Linked DNA regions of Homo sapiens: region 1 is linked to region 2. Evidence: read pairs that join two places in POLR2A ChIA-PET (ENCODE). Cell type or tissue: PC-9. All regions are shown on one strand. Links, peaks and the distances in the headings refer to the core of each region. The heading gives the core; the rest is flanking DNA.

Region 1 (9,191 bases), core at 2,625-7,624, 580 kb before region 2:
GTGTGATCCCAGGAGTTCAAGACCAGCCTGGGCAACGTAACAAGGCCCCATCTCTAAAAAAAAAAAAAGAACAGTTAGCTGGGGTGGTGGCTCATGCTTGTAGTCCTAGCTGCTCCGGAGGCTGAGATGGGAAAATCCCTTGAGCCCAGAAGTCTGAGGTGGCAGTGAACTATGATTGTACCGTGGCACTCTGGCCTGGGTGCCAGAGGAAGAGTCTGTCTCTTAAGAAAAAAAGAAGAAAAAAGAATAGAAAAGAAATTATTATTATTATTATTTTGAGATGGAGTCTCACTCTGTCACCCAGGCTGGGGTGCAGTGGGAACATGTTGGCTCACTGCAACCTCCATCTCCTGGGTTCAAGCAATTCTCCTGCCTCAGCCTCCTGAGTAGCTGGGATTACAGGTGCCCACTACCACACCTGGCTAATTTTTTTATATTTTTAGTAGAGACAGGGTTTCGCCATGTTGGCCAGGCTGCTCTTGAACTCCTGACCTCAGGTGATCCACCCACCTCGGCCTCCAAAAGTGCTGGGATTACAGGCGTGAGCCACTGCGCCCAGACTTCTATTTTTTTTTTTTTTTTTTTTTTGAGATGGAGTTGCTCCGTTACCCAGGCTAACTCCTAAGCTCAAGTGATCTGCCCACCCTATTCTCCCAAAGTGCTGGGATTACAGGTGTGAGCCACCGCACTGGCCCAGGTTAACTCTTTTGGATTCCGGTTTGCACCTACTCCAAGTGTGGTTCTGGCATTAAGACCAAAATTTTATGGCCTCCCATGCCCTACAGAATCTTGTGCAGGGGGGCCGGGTGCAGTGGCTTACGCCTGTAATCCAAGCACTTTGAGAGGCCGAGGCAGGCGGATCACTTGAGGTCAGGAATTCAAGACCAGCCTGGCCAACATGGCGAAACCCTGTCTCTACTAAAAATACAAAAAATTAGCCAGCTGTGGTCGTGGGTGCCTATAATCCCAGCTACTTGGGAGGCTGAGGCAGGAGAATCACTTGAATCTGGGAGGCAGAGGTTGCAGTGAGCCAAGATTGCACTATTACACTCCAGCCTGGGTAACAAGAGTGAAACTCTGACTCAAGAAAAGAAAAGGGGGAGGGGACAGCCTTATCCCCCTTCGCTGTCCCTCTTCTTGCCAGTGCCTTAGTCGCTGTGCCCTTCCTACAGCAGCCATGCTTCTTCCTGCCACAGGGCCTTTGCACATGCTGCTCCCCCTGCCTGCAAGATACTCTGCCTAATAAACTCCTTTTCATGTTTTTGGTTTTTTTGTTTTGTTTTGTTTTTGTGTTTTTTTTTTTTTTTTTGAGACAGTCTTACTCTGTCGCCCAGGCTGGAGTGCAGTGGCACCATGTCGGTTCACTGAAACCTCCCTCTCCTGGGTTCAAGCAATTCTCCTTCCTCAGCCTCCCAAGTAGCTGGGATTACAGGCACCTACCACCATGCCCGGCTAATTATTTTTATATTTTTAATAGATATGGGGTTTCGCTATGTTGGCCAGGCTGGTCTCGAACTCCTGACCTCAGGTGATCCACCTGCCTCGGCCTCCCAAAGTGCTGGGATTACAGGCATGAGCTACCATGCCTGGCTCTTTTCATGTCTTATTCTGCAGCTCAGGTGAATTTCCCTGACTCCCCAGGCTACGTACGACCCATGTTTTACCCTTTCTTCCTAGCACTCTAACAGCTGCCATTTGACCTTGGTCTGATTCTAGATTGATGCCTGCCTCTTTGGCTAAGACTCCAAGGTTGGCTGGGCCCGGTGGCTCCTGCCTGTAATCCCAGAACGTTGGGAGGCTGAGGTGGGCAGATTATTTGAGGTCAGGAGTTTGAGACCAGTCTGGCCAACATGGTGAAACCCAGTCTCTACTAAAAATACAAAAATTAGCCGGGTGTGGTGGTGGGCGCCTGTAGTCCCAGCTACTGGGGAGGTAGAGGTTGCAGTGAGCTGAGATTGTACCACTGCACGCCAGCCTGGGTGACAGAGTGAAACTGTGTCTCAAAAAAAGTAAATAGGCCAGGCGCAGTGGCTCATGCCTGTAATCCCAACACTTTGGGAGGCTGAAGCAGGCGGATCACCTGAGATCAAGAATTCGAGACCAGCCTGGCCAACATGGCGAAACCCTGTCTCTACTAAAAATATAAAAATTAGCCAGGCGTGGTGGCTCACGCCTGTAATCCCAGCTACTCAGGAGGCTGAGGCCGGAGAATCACTTGAACTCAGGAGGCAGAGGTTGCAGTGATCTGAGATTGTGCCACTGCACTCCAGCCTGGGCGACAGAGGGAGATTCCATCTCAAAAAAATAAAATAAATAATAAATAAATAAATATCTGTGGGCTGACTGTACTCAGAATGTGGCGCTTTCATACTGAGCTCTGATCTCTCCCTTTCTCCGTGGTCAGCCCTTAAGCCATCCTGTGACCTTGGACTAACTCTGTTCCATCCCCAGGCCCCTGTTTCCATGATAATAAAAGGGGAGAGCTGGACTTAGGGTCCTCTTAGCCCTGCTTCACCTCTGATTCTCCCTGGAAGGACCAGAACTAGAATGGAGAACCACCACAAGATTTAATTTAAATCTTAATTATCGAGATAAATTGTATATATATTTTGAGACGGAGTTTCGCTCTTGTTGCCCAGGCTGGAGTGCAATGGCGCAATCTCGGCTCACCACAACCTCCGCCTCCAGGGTTCAAGCGATTCTCTTGCCTCAGGCTCCCGAGCAGCTGGGACTACAGGCATGTGCCACCATGCCTGGCTATTTTTAAAAAAATTTTTTGTAGAGACAGGGTCTCACTATGTTGCCTATTATTATTATTATTATTATTATTATTATTATTATTATTATTTTATTTGAGACAGAGTCTTGCTCTGTCGCCCAGGCTGGAGTGTAGTGGTGCCATCTTGGCTCACTGCAACCTTCGCCTCCCGGCTTCAAGCAAGTCTCCTGCCTCAGCCTCCCTAGTAGCTGGGATTACACCTGCACGCCACCATGCCTGGCTAATTTTTGTATTTTTAGTAGGGGTTTCACCATGTTGGCCAGACTGGTCTCGAACTCCTCTTGACCTCAAATGATCTGCCCACCTCAGCCTTCCAAAGTGTTGAGATTACAGGCGTGAGCCACCTTGCCTGGCCCCATTATTTGTTTCTTTAGAGACAGGGTCTCACTCTGTCCCCCAGGCTGGAGTGCAGTGGTGCGATCACAGCTCACTGCAGCCTCGAACTCCTGAGCTCAAGCGGTCCTCCAGCCTCAGCCTCCTGAGTACCTGAGACTACAGATGCACACCCCCACACCCTGATAATTTTTAATTTTTATAGATATGGGGTCTCACTATGTTGCCCAGCTAGTCTCTAACTCCTGGGCTCAAGAGATCCTCCTGCCTTGGCCTCCCAAAGTGTTGGGATTACAGGCGTGAGCCACCATGCCTAGCCTAGGGGACAATTCTTTATTGACCCTCGTGACTTCTGGTGGCTCCAGGCTATAAGGGCGGTCAACTTCACCTCCATCTTCTCAGAGTGCTGGTTGGATTGAAGAATTGAATTGACATAAAATTGATTAACAGGAAAAGAAACCATACATATTTATTTATTTATTTATTAGTTTGTTTATTTATTTATTTATTTTGAGACAGAGTCTTACTCTGTTGCCCAGGCTGGACTGCGGTGGCACCATGTCGGTTCACTGAAACCTCCCTCTCCCGGGTTCAAGCAATTCTCCTGCCTCAGCCTCCCAAGTAGCTGGGATTACAGGCACCTACCACTACGCCCAGCTAATTTTTATATTTTTAGTAGATATGGGATTTCACTATGTTGGCCAGGCCAGTCTTGAACTCCTGACCTCAGGTAATCCACCCGCCTTGGCCTCCCAAAGTGCTGGGATTACAGGTGTGAGCCACCGCGCCTGGCCGATATACATTTATTAATACAAGTGTTTTACATGGCATAAGAACCCTCATAAGGAAATAAGGACCCACAAAAGCAGCTAGAGTCATTTACTTATATATTGAATTGGAGAAAGAATAGTAAATTGTGGCTGGGGACAGTGGCTCACGACAGTAATCCCAGCACTTTGTGAGGCTGAGATGAGAGGATCCCTTGAGTACAGGAGTTCAATACCAGCCCGGGTAATGTAGTGAGACCCTATCTGTACCGAAAATAAAAACTTAAAAATTAGCTGGGTATGGTGGCATGTGATTGTGGTCCAAGTGGGAGGATCACTTAAACCCAGGAGGTTGAGGCTGCAGTGAGCCATGGTTGTACCACCGCACTCCAGCCTGGGCGACAGAGCAAGACCTTGTCTGAAGAAAAAAAGTGAGATTTGAATCTGTGACTTCCTCTCTGCCAGGCCCTCATCGGTGATCAGTACGGCCCCTGTCTGATTCCCTCGCGGATCGATGAGAAGGAGTGGGAGGTATTGAGGGACCATCTGACTGCCAGGCCAAGTGACCTGGAGCTGGTGGCACGATACTTCCAGAGGGACGAGAATGCGTTTCCTCCCACCTACGTCCTGCAGGCACCAGGTACTGGGGAGGCCTGTGAACCAGAGGAGGCCACCTTAACTTCTGTCCTACGCTCTGGAGCCCAGGAGGCCCGGAGGCTGGGGCTCATCACCCAGGAGCAGTGGCAGCACTACCACCGGTCAGGTGAGGCCGCAGGGACTCCCCTCTGGAGACCCACAAGAAACTGACCACGTGTTCAGAATATCCATCCCCTGTTGGCAAAAATGCAACAGTCTGCATTTCTTGCAAATGCCAAACCAGTCAACCTCTGGTCCCTCGGCTCTGAGAAAGGCTGTTTTACTGATCCAAGATAGTTCAGCCATGTTCCTGATCAATCTTGGTCTCAGGATCTTCCTCTCCTCGCTGGCTCTTTCTTCTTGTCTCCCAGGGAGGTTCCTGGCACAGGGGCCGTATTAGTCTGTTCTCATGCCACTAATAAAGGCATACTTGAGGCTGGGTAATTTACAAAGGAAAGAGGTTTAATGGACTCACAATTCCACATGGCTGGGGAGGCCTCACAATCATGGCTGAAGGCAAAGGAGAAGCAAAGAGGCACATCTTACATGGTGGCAGGTAAGACAGAGTGAGAGCCAAGCGAAAGGGGAAATTCCTTATAAAACCATCAGATCTTGTGAGACTTATTCACTACCACGAGAACAGTATGGGGGAAACTATCCCCCATGATTCAATTATCTCCCACCAGGTCCCTCCCACAGCACGTGTGAATTATGGGAGCTACAATTCAAGATGAGATTTGGGTGAAGACACAGCCAAACCATATCAGGGGGAGCAATGCAGGGCGACTACCATCCCAGTTTGCCTGGGACGGAGGGGTTCCTAGGATGCAGGATTTGTATTACTAAAATCTGACAGGCTGAGCCCAGTAGTGCCTACCTGTAATCCCAGAATTTTGGAAGGCCGAGGCAGGAGAATCACTTGAGTTCAGGAGTTCGAGACCAGCCTGGGCAATATAGTGACACCTCATCTCTACAAAAAAAAAAAAAAACTTTTAAAAATTTGCCAAATGTGGTAGTGCATGCCTGTAGTCCCAGCCACTCAGGAGGCTGAGGCAGGAGGATTGCTTGAGCCCAGGAGGCAGAGGCTGTGGTAAGCCAAGATCATGCCACTGCACTCCAGCCGGGGTTACAGAGAGAGACCTGTCTCAAAAAACAAAAACAAAAACAAAAACAAAATTAGCTAGGTATAGTGGTGCATGCCTGTAGCCCCAGCTACTCAGGAGGCTGAGATGAGAGGATCGCTGGAGCCCGGGAGTTGGAGGCTGCATTGAGCTATGATCTTGCCACTGCACTCCAGCATGGGTGACAGAGTGAGACCCTGTCTCTAAATAAATAAATTAATTAATTAAATAAAATACAGTCTACCCTTGAACAACATAGTGTTTAGGGACTCTAACTCCTTGCACAGTCGAAAATCTGTGTATAACTTTTGACTCCCCCAAAACGTAACTACTAATAGCCCACCAATCACATAAATTGTTGACCAGGTGTGGTGGCTCATGCCTGTAATCCCAGCACTTTGGGAGTCTGAGGTGGGTGGATTACTTGAGCCCCGAGTTGGAGACCAGTCTGGGCAACATGGCAAAACCTCACCTTTATTTAAAAAAAAAAAATTAAAATTAGTTGGGTGTGGTGGTGCACACCTGTAGTCTCAGCTACTCAGGAGAGTGACGTGGGAGGATTGCGTCAGCCTAGGAGGCGGAGATTGCAGTGAACCAAGATTGTACCACTGTACTTCAGTCTGGGTGACAGAGTGAGACCCCGTATCAAACAAACAAACAAAGAAACAACATAAACAGTTGGCCGGGTGCGGTGGCTCATGCCTGTAATCCCAGCACTTTGGAAGGCTGAGGCAGACGGATCACGAGGTCAGGAGTTCAAGACCAGCCTGGCCAAAATAGTGAAACTCTGTCTCTACTAAAATTACAAAAATTAGCTGGGCATGGTGGTGCACACCTGTAGTCCCAGCTACTCGGGAGGCTGAGGCAGGAGAATCACTTGAACCCGGGAGGCAGCGGTTGTAGTGAGCTGAGATCGCACCACTGCACTCCAGCCTGGCAGCAGAGCAAGACTCTGTCTAAAAACAAAAAACAAAAAACAACAAAAAAAAACAGTCGATGAACACATATTTTGCATGTTCTATCTATCATATCCTGTTTTCTTACAATCAAGTAAGCTAGAGAAAAGAAAATGTTATTACAAAAATCACAAGGAAGAGAAAATATGTTTGCTGTTGATTAAACATAAGTGGATCATCAGTCACAAAGGTCTTCATCCTCATCATCTTCACCTTGAGTAGGAAGAGGAGGGGTTGGTCTTGCTGTCTCAGGGGTGGCAGAGGCAGAAGAAACTTGACCTGTGTAGTTCAAGCCCATGTTCTTCAATGGCCAACACTGTGTCATGTAACTTCCACCTCTGTCTAGTTCCAAGATATTTTCTTTTTCTTTCTTTTTTTTTTTTTTTGAGATGGAGTCTTGCTCTATTGTCCAGGCTGGAGTGTAGTGGTGCGATCTCAGCTCACTCCAACCTCTGCTTCCCAGGTTCAAGCAATTCTCCTGCCTCAGCCTCCTAAGTTGCTGGGATTACAGGCATGCGCCACCTCGCCTGGCTAATTTTTGTATTTTTAGTAGAGACGGGGTTTCCCCATGTTGCTCAGGCTGGTCTCGAACTCCTGACCTCTTGATCGGCCCGCCTTGGCCTCCCAAAGTGCTGGGATTACAGGTATGAGCACCCGCGCCTGGCTGACATTTTCTTTTTATTTATTTATTTATTTATTTATTTATTTATTTATTTAATTTTTTTTGAGACAAGGTCTTACTCTGTTGCCCAGGCTGGAGTGCAGTGGCACGATCACGGCTCAGTGTGGCCTCCAGCTCCTGGGGTCAAGCAATCCTCCCACCTCAGCCTTCCCAGTAGCTGGGACCGCAGTCACACGCCATCACAGGTGGCTAACTTATTTTTTGTAGAGACGGGGTTTTGCCGTTTTGCACAGGCTGGTCTCGAACTCCTGAGCTCAAGTGATCGTCCAGCCTCTGCCTCCCAAAGTGCTGAGATTACAGGCATGAACTACACCTGGCCCTCCAAGACATTTTCATCACCTCAAAAGAAGCTCTACCCATTAAACACTCCCCATCTCCCCTCTCCCAGCGCAGGCAACCATCAATCTGCTTTCTGTCTCTATTAATTTGCCTGTTCTGGACATTTCATGTCAATGGAATCTCACACTACATGGCCTTTTGTGTCTGGCTTCTCTCACTTGGCATCATATTTTTGAGGTTCATCCACATTTTAACACCTGTGAGTACTTCATCCATTTCAATGGCCGAATAGTATCCCATTGTGTGGAAGGACCATATTTTGTTTATCCATTCATCTGTTGATGGATGTTTGTTTTGATTTGTTTTGTTTTTGAGATGGAGTCTCGCTCTGTTGCACAGGCTGAAGTGCAGTGACATGATCTTGGCTCACTGCAACCTTTGCCTCCCGGGTTCAAGTGATTCTCCTGTCTTAGCCTCTTGAGTAGTTGGGATTACAGGCGTGCGGCATCACGCTGGGCTAATTTTTGTATTTTTAGTAGTGACAAGGTTTCACCATGTTGGCCAGGCTGGTCTCAAACTCCTGACTTCAGGTGATCTGCCCACCTTGGCCTCCCAAAGTGCTGGGATTACAGGCATGAGACCCCATGTCCAGCCCGTTGATGGATGTTTGGATTGTTTCTGTCTTTTGGCTATTGTGAATGGTGCTGTTACAAGCTAGGGTGTATTAATATTTGTTGGAGTCTCTGTTTTCAGGTATTTTCAGCAGATACCTGGGAGTGGAATTGCTGGGCGTGATAGTAACTCCATGTTTCACTTTTTGAGGATGACAGCATTGTTTTACAGTGTGACTGCTCCTCACATGGGACCTCTGTGTTGCCTACCCTGAGGGGTCTTTGATTAATAATGGCTAAATCAGGCCGGGCGCAGTGGCTCACGCCTGTAATCCCAGCACTTTGGGAGGCCGAGGTTGAATTGCTTGAGCTCAGTAGTTGGAGACCAGCTTGGGCAACATAGTAAGACCCCATCTCTACAAAAAATACAAAAATTAGCCAGGCGTGCTAGTGCATGCCTGTAATCCCAGCTACTCGGGAGGCTGAGGTGGAAGGATCGCTTGAGCCTAGGAGGCGGAGGTTGCAGTGAGCTAAGATCGCGCCACTCCACTCCAGCCTGGGTGACAGAGTGAGACCCTGTCTCAATAATAATAATAATAAGAAGAAGAATAAGAGTAATGGCTTAACTAGTGTAACTCTGGGTGCAGTCCCTGGACCAGCAAGCCTTGGCTTGTTGCAAATGCAAACTCCGGGGCCCCACTCAGATCTGCTGAATCACTTCTGGAGGTGGGGTCCAGCCATGTGGGTCTTTTCGAGACCCCCAGGTCAGACTCTGGTGCACGTTAATCTTGAGAACCAATGCACATCCCCCAACAACAGGTCTCCCAGCAACCCCATTTAGGTCAGCTGCTGACCCAATAATGACCACACTTCCTTCCCACCTTCCCCACTTTGGCAGTCATTGAGTGGGAGATAGAGCGGAGCCTGCTGAGCTCAGAGGACCGGGAACAGGGAGCCACCGTCTTCCTTAGAGAGATCCAAGACCTCCACAAACACATCCTTGAAGACTGCGCCCTTAGGATGGTGG
Region 2 (9,181 bases), core at 1,966-6,965:
TGTCTCTGGCTCCCCAGACGATGTTCCAGGAGGCGGGTGTGCCAGAAGGGGCCACGTCTTGCAAACCACCGCGCTGTCCTCTTTGAGAAGGAGTCTTACTCAGGACTGGGGCCTGTGCACACATTGTCGCCTCTTTTCAGCACTTAGAGATTCCTTCCTTTGTCTAGTGGCTGAAGCCAGGGCTGAAGTTGGCCTCCAAATCTGGGCCGTCTCAGAGGCGGCGCAGCCTGGAGTTTTCCATCTGTGGCCAAGACCCAGTTTTTGGGAGGAGGCCCTCATGGGTCAAGCCAGCCTGTACCAGGATGGGGGGAGGGGGTTCCCAACCTAGGCCCCAGCCACCCAGACTCCCCCACCCCCACTCCCTTTTCCACTGCTCTGACCTCGGGCACTGTTGAAATATAGTTTTTATTGCATTTCTGCCGTTTTACAAAAATATGACAAAATAAATTAAAAACAAATAAATAATCGCCTGTTCTGTGTGTGTGTGTGTGTGTGTGTGTGTGTGTGTTTTCTGTTGGATTTGTGGGTTTCCTTTCGTTTGGAAAGGAAAACGGCAGATGGGGGGCACCGACCAATACTGGGGGCCCTCGGGGGCTGAAGCGCATTTTGCATTTTGGAGACCGGCCGCCCCTGTGAATGACTGATATTGCATATGAGAAGAGAAGGCAGGGCGGGTAGAGCTAATGCCAGCCGCTGGGCCAGCACACGGCCTGGGGGCTGGGGCTGGGGCTAGGGGAGGGCGCTGGGGTCTCGAGGGGATCCGAGGTGGGCGGTAGCGGTGGGGGCGGGAGGCTGTAAAAGCTGGCGTCTCCCGGCAGGGGCTGGGGGGCGGGTGGGGGCCCGGCCATGGCACAGGGTGGGCACTCGGCAGCGGCCAGGGCCTGGCGGGGGGCGGCACCCTCGCCCCCGCAGCCCCAGGGCCCGTCCCACTGCCAGCAGCCTGCGGGCGGTGTCGGGGGCCGGGGCAGCGGCATTGGCGGCGGCGGCGCGGGGCTCCGGCTGCGGCGGGTGCGGAGGGCAGGGGCGCCCACGGGGGCCAGCGCTGTCCCTGCGGAGGCGAGAGGGGCCGTTCCGGGGGGATGCCGCCCCCGCCGGACCCCGCCGGGCTGGCAACCCTGCCCGCGCTCCCTCCCGGGCATCCAGGCACATAAAGGCCTTATTGCTTCTGATCAGAGACTGAGGTGGGGCGGCCCCCTGGGCGGCTTCCGGTGCATACCCTGCCTCTGGGCACGGCCCTGCCGGTCACAGGGGGAGGACAGTTTGAGGAAGTCCCTCTGGCTTCTGACCTATGGCCCTTGTGCTGCAGCTGCCACCTGTTGGGCTCCCTGGGAATGGGGTTGCTGGAGCCCAGGCTGGGATTGGGGCAGGGGAGGTGGTGGGGGTGGGAGGGTAGGGGTGAGGCCTGCACCTCTGCTCAGCACATGTGGGAGCTCCCTGGGTGGGCAGCCCCAGCCCCACCTCGAGGAAGGCCTTCCTGAACAGCTGGGCTGCAGGGTGTGGATTTGCATAGAGGCCTGGGGGGTCAAGTCCCCCCCAAGAGTGAGCTGGAGCAGGAGAAGGGTGGGCTGGTTGGGAAACAGGCCTCCCTCATCTCTCCTGGCACCGGAGCATGGTGGGGGTCCCTGGGTGCAGTCCTGGGACAAGGGGCTTTGGCATCCCTCCCTGGGGAGGGTCAGGCACGGGGCTCCAGGCTAACAAAGGCCCTGGAGATACTAAGCAGGCTTTAACTGAGAGGCTCCACGTACCACTGACCCAGGTCCCCACCAGGACCTAAGACCGGGCTTCCCCTGTCCCCTTCAGCCCCTCTCCCCAGGCCTGGCCACCCTACCCTATCCCCAAAGCCGGCCCGGCGTCCCCACCCCCGAGTTAAAGCTTGTGACCTGAGCCTTCCTCTTCGGGCCGGGGGGCTTCCAGCTCCTCAGCCAGGGCCTCGTCCACCGGCCCACTCCTCTGAACCCGGCTGCTGCCACTGCTGGGGGTCCCATCTGGCCGGGCCTGCCCGCCCGCCCCGTTGGACCCAGGCTCAGCCCGGGTGCCACCAAAGGGGAAGAGCTTGCCAGCATGGAAGGCTTTGGGCGGTGAGTGGCTGCGCTCAGAGTCCCGCCGGGTCTCGGGTGACTTGAGGAACTTGAAGCTGAGGAAGGCAGGCAGGCGGGTGTCGCTGCCTGTGGGTGACTGGGCAGGGGGAGGCCGGGTGGTGGCTCCGGCCCCTGCAGCAGCCAGTGAGGATGTGGCCCCTGACGAGAGGAATTTGCCCTGCAGTGGGATGATCTGCTTCAACTTCATGACGTTGTTGGGTGCCAGCAGGGACCCTGGGCGCTTGGGCCGTTCAGGCCCGTGGCCACCCGCAGTGCTGCCCTTGGCCTTGGCAGAGGCCTTCTCGGAGGAGGTGGCAGGGTCCAGCCCAGAGCCCTCGGCCCTCGCCTCCTCTCGGCCACCAGAATCATGCTCCCGCCGGGCATGGTGCTCTGCATGGCGCTGTCGCTCCTCCTCCTCCCGCCGCCTGCGCTGCTGCTGCTGGTAGCGATGCTGGGCCTGGCGCTCGTGTCTCTGCAGGTAGAGCCAAGCCGTTACAGGACTAAGAAGAAAGGGTGTTAGCGGGTGCCAGCTGAGGCTGGTGCATGCCAGGGCTCTCTGCAAAAGTGGGGGAGACTTAAATGCTTATTAGGCTCCAACTGTATCCCTGCACCCACAATGGGGGCTCCCTGCAGAAGTGGGAGAGAGCCAATCACTTATTGGGTGCAAACGGCATTCCCAGATACATGATCAGCCTCTCTGTGGAAATGAGGGAGGCTTAAATGCTTATTGGGGCTGGGCGCAGTGGCTTGCGCCTGTAATCCCAGCACTTTGGGAGGCTGAGATGGGAGGATCACTTGAGGCCAGGAGTTCGAGACCAGCCTGGACAAAATGGCAAAACCCTGTCTCTACCAAAAATATAAAAATTAGCTGAGCATGGTGGCACACGCCTGTAATTCCAGCTACTCGGAAGGCTGAGGCAGGAGAATCGCTTGAACCCGGGAGACGGAGGTTGCAGTGAGCTGAGATTGTGCCATTGCACTCCAGCCTGGGGACAAAGCGAGACTGTCTCAAAAAAGAGAAAAAGAAAAAAAGCGTATTGGGCGCCAGCTTCATCTCTGGGCCCACACTGAGGTTCTCTGGGGAACTGGAGAGAGATTCCGAGGCTTATTGGGTGCAACTGAATGAATCCCTGGACCCACGCCGGTACTTTCTGGGAATTGAAAAGAAAACAAACATTCACTGGCCATCAACTCTGTCCCCGGCTGTGTGCCAGACAGCGTCTTAGGAATTGGTAAAGTGGAAACCAATCCTGAGCCTCAACCGATCCCCTGCTTCCCAGAGAACAGGCAAGAGACAGAACCGTGGCTGCAGGCTGGGTACGGTGGCTCACGCCTATAATCCCAGCACTTTGGGAGGTGGGCAGATTGCTTGAGGTTAGGAGTTGGAGACCAGCCTGGCCAACATGGTGAAACCCCATCTCTATTAAAAATAGAAAAATTAGCCAGGCGTGGTGGGACATGCCTGTAATCCCAGCTATTTGGGAGGCATGAGAATTGCTTAAACCTGGGAGGTGGAGATTGCGGTGAGCCGAGATTGTGCCACTGCACTCCATGCACTCCAGCCTGGATGACAGAGTGAGAGAGATTCTGTCTCAAAGAAAAAACAAAAACAAAAACAAAAAGGACTATGGCTGCAGCAGACTATACCCAGGTAGCCACGCGAGGCTCTGTTCAATAAAATAAAAATTCAGTTTCTCGGTCGCAGCAGCTGCACTTCAACGTGCTCACTTATCACCTGTAGCTAAAGGCTGCAGGGACAGTGCAGACAAAGGACATTGTCATCCTCGAGGAATGTTCCCTGTGCAGGCACTGGGGAGCTCCTTGGCCCATTCTGTAGCTTTCTGAGGAATGCGGAAGAAGCTGCGCTTCTAGGAAGCCTCCGCTGTGTCCCTGGCCCCCTAACAGGATGCAATCGGGCAAGCTGGTGGATGGCTGAAGGTTCTGAAGGGCCAGCCTCGTGCTGGATGCTGCCAGGATTCCAGAAGCGACTGGACCCGTTGTGAACACTAGTTATTATTGCTTATTATTACTCTTTTTAGAGACAGGGTCTTGCTCCATCACCCAGGCTGGAGTGCAGTGGCGCAATCATAGCTAGCTGCAGCCTCAAACTCCTGGGCTCAAGCGATCCTCCCACTTTGGCCTCCCAAAGCGCTGGGATCATAGGAGTGAGCCACTGCACCCAGCCAGGGAGCACTAATTATTATACCCAGCTCTGTGCAGTCTCTGCATTTGCCCTTACGCTAAGGAATTGGCCACCAAGATCAGAGATCCACCAGCAGCCCCACCAATGAGAAAACCGAGCCCAGCCTGGCCCCCCTACCTTAAAGGCCTCGCGGCGCTGGTACTCCAGCTTGGCCATTTCCTCGGCCACCCAGCCCGGGATATCGGGGATGGCCACGTGGATGAGGTACTTGAGGAGCAGAGCGAAGTGCTGCAGGGGTGGCAGAGAGGAGGCTGCAGGCTGCAGACGCTGGGGCCGCCCTCTCGCCTCCCAGCTGCCCCCGCCCCTGTCGCCGGCCCCACCTCGAGCACTACCACCGACACGATGGCTGCCTCCGGGCTCAGCCAGGGGAAGAGGCGCTGCAGCTGCCCGCACTGGCCGATTAAGTAGCAGTTGACCACAATCGCTAGGACACCCATGGCCTCCATCACCTTCTGCAGGGCGGCAGGAGGGCTCAGGCGGGGTCCAGCCGGCCTCCCCAGACCCCAGGCTCCTCCCAGCTGCACCTGGGCTCCCTCTGGGCCTCAGCTCGGATCTCTTGGCTTCCCCCCACCTGCCACTGGCCGATGCTTTCCACGCGCTGGCCGAAGGGCCGCTGCAGCCCGGTGCACAGCTTGAAGGCGTCGCTGCGGATCTCAATGAGGTTGTTGACCAGGGCGCACAGCGCCGCCAGGGGGAAGGCGGACGAGAAGAGCACAACGTAGCCGAACTGCACGAACATCTCCTGGTAGTCCTGGAACGTGTCCTGCGAGTGGGCGGGCCTCAGACCTGGAAGCCTCTTCCCTGGGACAATCTTTCTCCCATTGAGCCCGCCTCCCTCAGATTATCCCATGTGGACCCAGGGCCTGTCCCCATCCTCAGCCAGCCCAGAGGCTTCCTGTATCTGGCTAGGCCTTCCTCTCCTGCAGCATCCCAACATCAATGGCCCTGTTATCACCACTCCCACCCCCACGGCCTTCACCCTCGGACGGTGTGTCCCGTCCCCGGCGAGGCCCCGCCCCCTGCGAGGCCCCGCCCCCTCCTCACCTCGTACTTCTTCATACAGCTCTCCAGCTCTGCCTGGGTGAGCTGGGGCGAGTGTTCCTCCTCCGGCGGGTCAATCCAAGACGACCGGTTCTGCCGTCTCTGCCTACGGGTCGAATCGCTGTTGGAGCCGGGTTCCGGGTCCGGGCCCCCGTCGGGCCCCTGGTCTCGGCCCTCGCCCCCGGCCCGGCGGAACAAGATGGCCGGGGGCTCCCGTTCAGGGCTGCCGGGAGCCCCCTCCGCCTCGTCGTCCTCCTCGGCCAGGGTGAACACTCCCGGCTCCAGCCCCTTCTCCACCATAGTGGGGCTCCCTTCCTCCAGGAGGGCCTCCGGGCTTGGGCCGGGCCGACGCCGCCCCGCGCCGCGCTCAGCGAAGCTGACCTTCTTCAGCCGGAGCCCGCAGTCCAGGAGGCCCCCTTCCTCGCCCTCCTCCTCGTCCTCCTCTTCCTCCTCGTCCTCCTCCTCCTCGTCGTCCTCGTCCTCCTCCTTGCCCCCTGGAGGCCCGTCCCCCTCCTCCCCGCCTTCCCCCGCCCGCCGCCGCTCCACCAGCGCCGCCTCCTCCTCCTCCTCCGGCGCCCCGCAGCCCCCGCTGAGGCACCTGCGGCCCCCGCCCCCGCTGCCGCCGCCCCCGCCCTCATCCGCCTGGGGTTCGAGGCGGCGGGGCGCAGGGCGCCGGAGGCTCAGGAGGCCAAGCAGGGCTCGGGCCAGCTCCCAGACGGCCCGCAGGCCCAGCTCGCCGCGGCCCAGGCGCCGGTACAGGTGCGGCTGCAGGACCTCGCGCACGTTCTGGAGGAACTGGCGGGTGATCAGCAGCGTGGCCAGCATCTGGGGGCAGGAAGGGGAAGGAGAGAGGCGCGTGGGGGGCAAGCGGGGCGCCGGGATCGGGGGACTCACCCTCCCTGGGCGCCCCGCCGGAGCACCGTGCCCAGACACACGCCGAATCCGGTTCCTAACTCCGCTGCTTTGGACGCGCCTCGACGCGAGGCCCCCAGCGCTCAGCCACAAAATACAGCCTGGCACGCGCAGCGCTCCTCGCCCACCTCACGGGCAGGCCCAGCGCGTCTCCACCCCACCGCGGGCTCTGTCGGTGCACTGGGCCGCGTGCGCCCCCAGCCGCCTGCACCTGCTTGCTGGCCGCCCCCGACCCCAGATTCCCTCCGCGCATGCGCCCTCAGCTCGGCGCGCCAGGCCCCCAGCACAGCCACGCTGCCCACCCCGGCGAGGACCCACGGGCTCGCCACCTGCCCGTACTTTGGCCCGGGCCGCGAGCAGGAGGCCCCGGAGGGAGAGGAGGAGCAGGCGGAACCGCAGGGCCGCGAGCGGGACCAGCACCGCCTGCAGCTGCCGCTCGAGGCTCTGGGACAGGGACAGGACGAGCAGGAGCTGTGAAGGGACCGACGGACAGATGGACGGACAGATGGGGGGACGACAGGCAGAGAGAGGACGCACAGACGACGGACAACGGACGGACAGACAGGAGAGAAGGATGGAGGAGGGGAGGGAGGGGCTGGAGAGCCCTTGGACCCCTTGTGCCGGGTCTGGCCCCTCGCTGGCCGCCATGGGGGCAGGGGGGACTGCCGCTGGGGCGGGGGTCTCACCTCTTTCAAGCGCTCCATGTCCTTGAGGTAGAAACCGATGTAGAAGAGGCTCAGGTACGAGTTGACAAACTGGAACTGCAGGAAGGAGGCAGGCGGTGGTCATCCTGCACCCCCACCCGACTCCTTGGAGCCTTCCTTGTGCCCCATACAGACGGCACAGCTTCCCCGTTGTCCCCCTGCCTGTCCGATGGTGGTGACTCACCAGGACAACTTTGATGATGAGGTGCTTCTCATAGGCGCTCTCCAGCCGGTAATTTTCTAGGGGCCAAGGGGGGGAGTGAGGGGGCAGCCGCGGTCCCCCCAAGGGTGGCAGGGATCCCAAGGGGCAGTGGAGACCTTCCTCCCAGAGACCCCCTGGCAGGTCGTACCCATGTCATTGAGCCAGATGGCTAGCTTCTTGTAGCCCTCGGCACTCACACTGACAAGCAGGGCCAGCATGACCTTAGGCAGGAATCGGGCGAGACGGGGCAACCCCTTCACGCTCAGCACCAGCTCCTGCGGGAGAAGGGGGTTCAGGGCTCATCCCAGCTGCAGGGCTCAGCCCAAGGTGGAGCTAGGTACCAAGGACAGGGCGGGTGAGGGTATGGGGGGTCACCTGCAGCTGGAAGCAGCCAAGCATGAGCAAGAAGACACAGACGAGGCACGCCAGGCACAGGGGGAGGCTCACAAGCAGCTGGAAGAGCAGCCGCTTCCAGGGCGGGTAGTAGAACTCCTCGGCCCGCGTGATGGGGCTGATACGTCGCACGCCCTGATGGTGGGCAAAGACCGGGCCCAGCATGAGCTCAGAGGGGCCACCTCTGCCTTCTGCACCCCTCCCTATCCTCAGAACTCAATTTCCCTCCATCATGCGGAGGTGACCCTCTCAGGTCACCCACCTAGGGCACTGTTCCCAGTCCCTCAAATCCAACTTCCACCTCTCCCCCTGGGGAGCACACAGAGCCCGCCTCGGTTTGGCATACCCTCTTTGATGAAACAATCCTGTTTCACACCTCTCTGCCTTTGCTCCTGCAGTGCCCCCCACCATTTACCTTTGTCCTGTCTCCATGACCCTGGACTCAGCCCCCAACTGACCCTGAACTGGGGGCGTGGCTCCTCCACGGCTTCCCCAGGTGAGTCCAGCGTCCCCCACTTATATGCCAGCTCAGCCCCTCTCCGCTTCCATTCCTCTAGGAACAGCGTCGACCAGATCACGTTGAAGAGGGCAAAGACCACGCAGGAAACATCCCGGCTTGTCTGTGAGTGGCAGAGAAGAGTTGAGTCATTGTTTGTGCCAGTCCAGAAAGGAGGGCGCCTCTGGATCCCCCAGACCTTGCAGGGTCCCTGCCCAGTACCTGATCAGCCTCTGTGAATGTGTACAGGACAGACCCGAAGACAGCTGGGTATACCATAGCCGACGTGTAGAAGCCCAGCCAGGCGAAGTACATGGCAATTTTCACACCAAAGTAATCACAGATGTCATCTGCCAGGGGACAAGTGGGTCTCAGTCACCCCCTGCCTGTCTGCTGGGACTCCCTCCCACCCCCCAGCCCAGGCAGCACCTAGAGGCTGGTTTTCACACACGGCCTGCACCCATGACTTCATGAGGCGGTTCAGAATACGCTGCTCGTGGACAGGGAACACCTGCTGGATGATCCCACGTGCTGCCAGCTCCGGGACTGTGGAGGGAGGAGCACAGGTGATCCCCGCCCCTCCACCTGTGCCTAGCCTGGCTAGCCCCTCTTTGTCTGAAACCCAAGTCACAGCTTTTTGCCTGCTCTTAAACCTCTAGAGCTCTTTCCAGGGGAGAAGTTCTAGACGGATAGAAGATCTGATTCTCCTTCAGAAATTGTAGGTGCAGGGGCAGGCGGGGAGAATGTAAAGGAACTGGGAGAGTGGGGTTCTGGTGAGGAACCATGTTTTTTTTTTTTTTTGAGACAGTCTCACTCTGTCGCCCAGGCTGGAGTGCAGTGGCGTGATCTCCGCTCACCGCAACCTTCAAGCGATTATCGTGCCTCAGCCTCCGGAGTAGCTGGGATTATAGGCGCCCACCACCACGCCCAGCTAATTTTTGTATTTTAGTAGAGACGGGGTTTCGCCATGTTGGCCAGGCTGGTCTCAAACTCCTGACCTCAAGTGATCCACCTGCCTCGGCCTCTCAAAGTGCTGAGATTACAGGTGTGAGCCACCGCGCCCGGCTTTTTTTTTTTTTTTTTTTTTTTAGACGGGGTCTAGCTGTGTCACCAGGCTGGAGTGCAGTAGTGCGATCTCAGCTCACTGCAACC

The links. ChIA-PET counts read pairs that join two places held together with the same protein. Peaks named below come from ENCODE experiments on the same cell type or tissue, not always from the same donor. Only the 100,000 strongest peaks of a DNase experiment are listed, where the experiment ranks them.
Region 1: POLR2A ChIA-PET joins it to region 2 with 5 read pairs; 2 of 35 experiments call an interaction of 5 or more read pairs at or near these places.

Annotation. Positions count from the first base shown.
Region 1 is chr19:16,740,077-16,749,267 of GRCh38, forward strand. NWD1 (NACHT and WD repeat domain containing 1) reads left to right here. Exons shown (of 19, transcript NM_001007525.5): 5 at 4,345-4,642; 6 at 9,063-9,191. Among named protein-coding and RNA genes, the nearest start is that of NWD1, 25 kb to the left of the region's middle. In PC-9, for the core only: no CTCF peak of the experiment used is centred there; no DNase peak of the experiment used is centred there.
Region 2 is chr19:17,322,837-17,332,017 of GRCh38, forward strand. It overlaps ANO8 (anoctamin 8), which reads right to left. Exons shown (of 18, transcript NM_020959.3): 6 at 8,459-8,575; 7 at 8,252-8,379; 8 at 7,992-8,153; 9 at 7,516-7,668; 10 at 7,289-7,415; 11 at 7,123-7,178; 12 at 6,921-6,995; 13 at 5,326-6,147; 14 at 4,853-5,044; 15 at 4,602-4,733; 16 at 4,399-4,509; 17 at 1,881-2,550; 18 at 387-1,048. The coding sequence ends at 681. DDA1 (DET1 and DDB1 associated 1) reads left to right here. Exons shown (of 5, transcript NM_024050.6): 5 at 1-462. Among named protein-coding and RNA genes, the nearest start is that of ANO8, 7.4 kb to the right of the region's middle. RefSeq lists enhancers at 1,515-2,015, 3,460-3,987, 4,517-5,044, 5,045-5,573, 5,574-6,101 and 3 more and silencers at 5,326-5,495, 5,965-6,124. In PC-9, for the core only: CTCF peaks have their summits at 4,948 (motif pointing right) and 4,955 (motif pointing right); DNase peaks (open chromatin) are centred at 3,885 and 5,045; H3K4me3 peaks cover 2,634 bases; H3K27ac peaks cover 1,913 bases.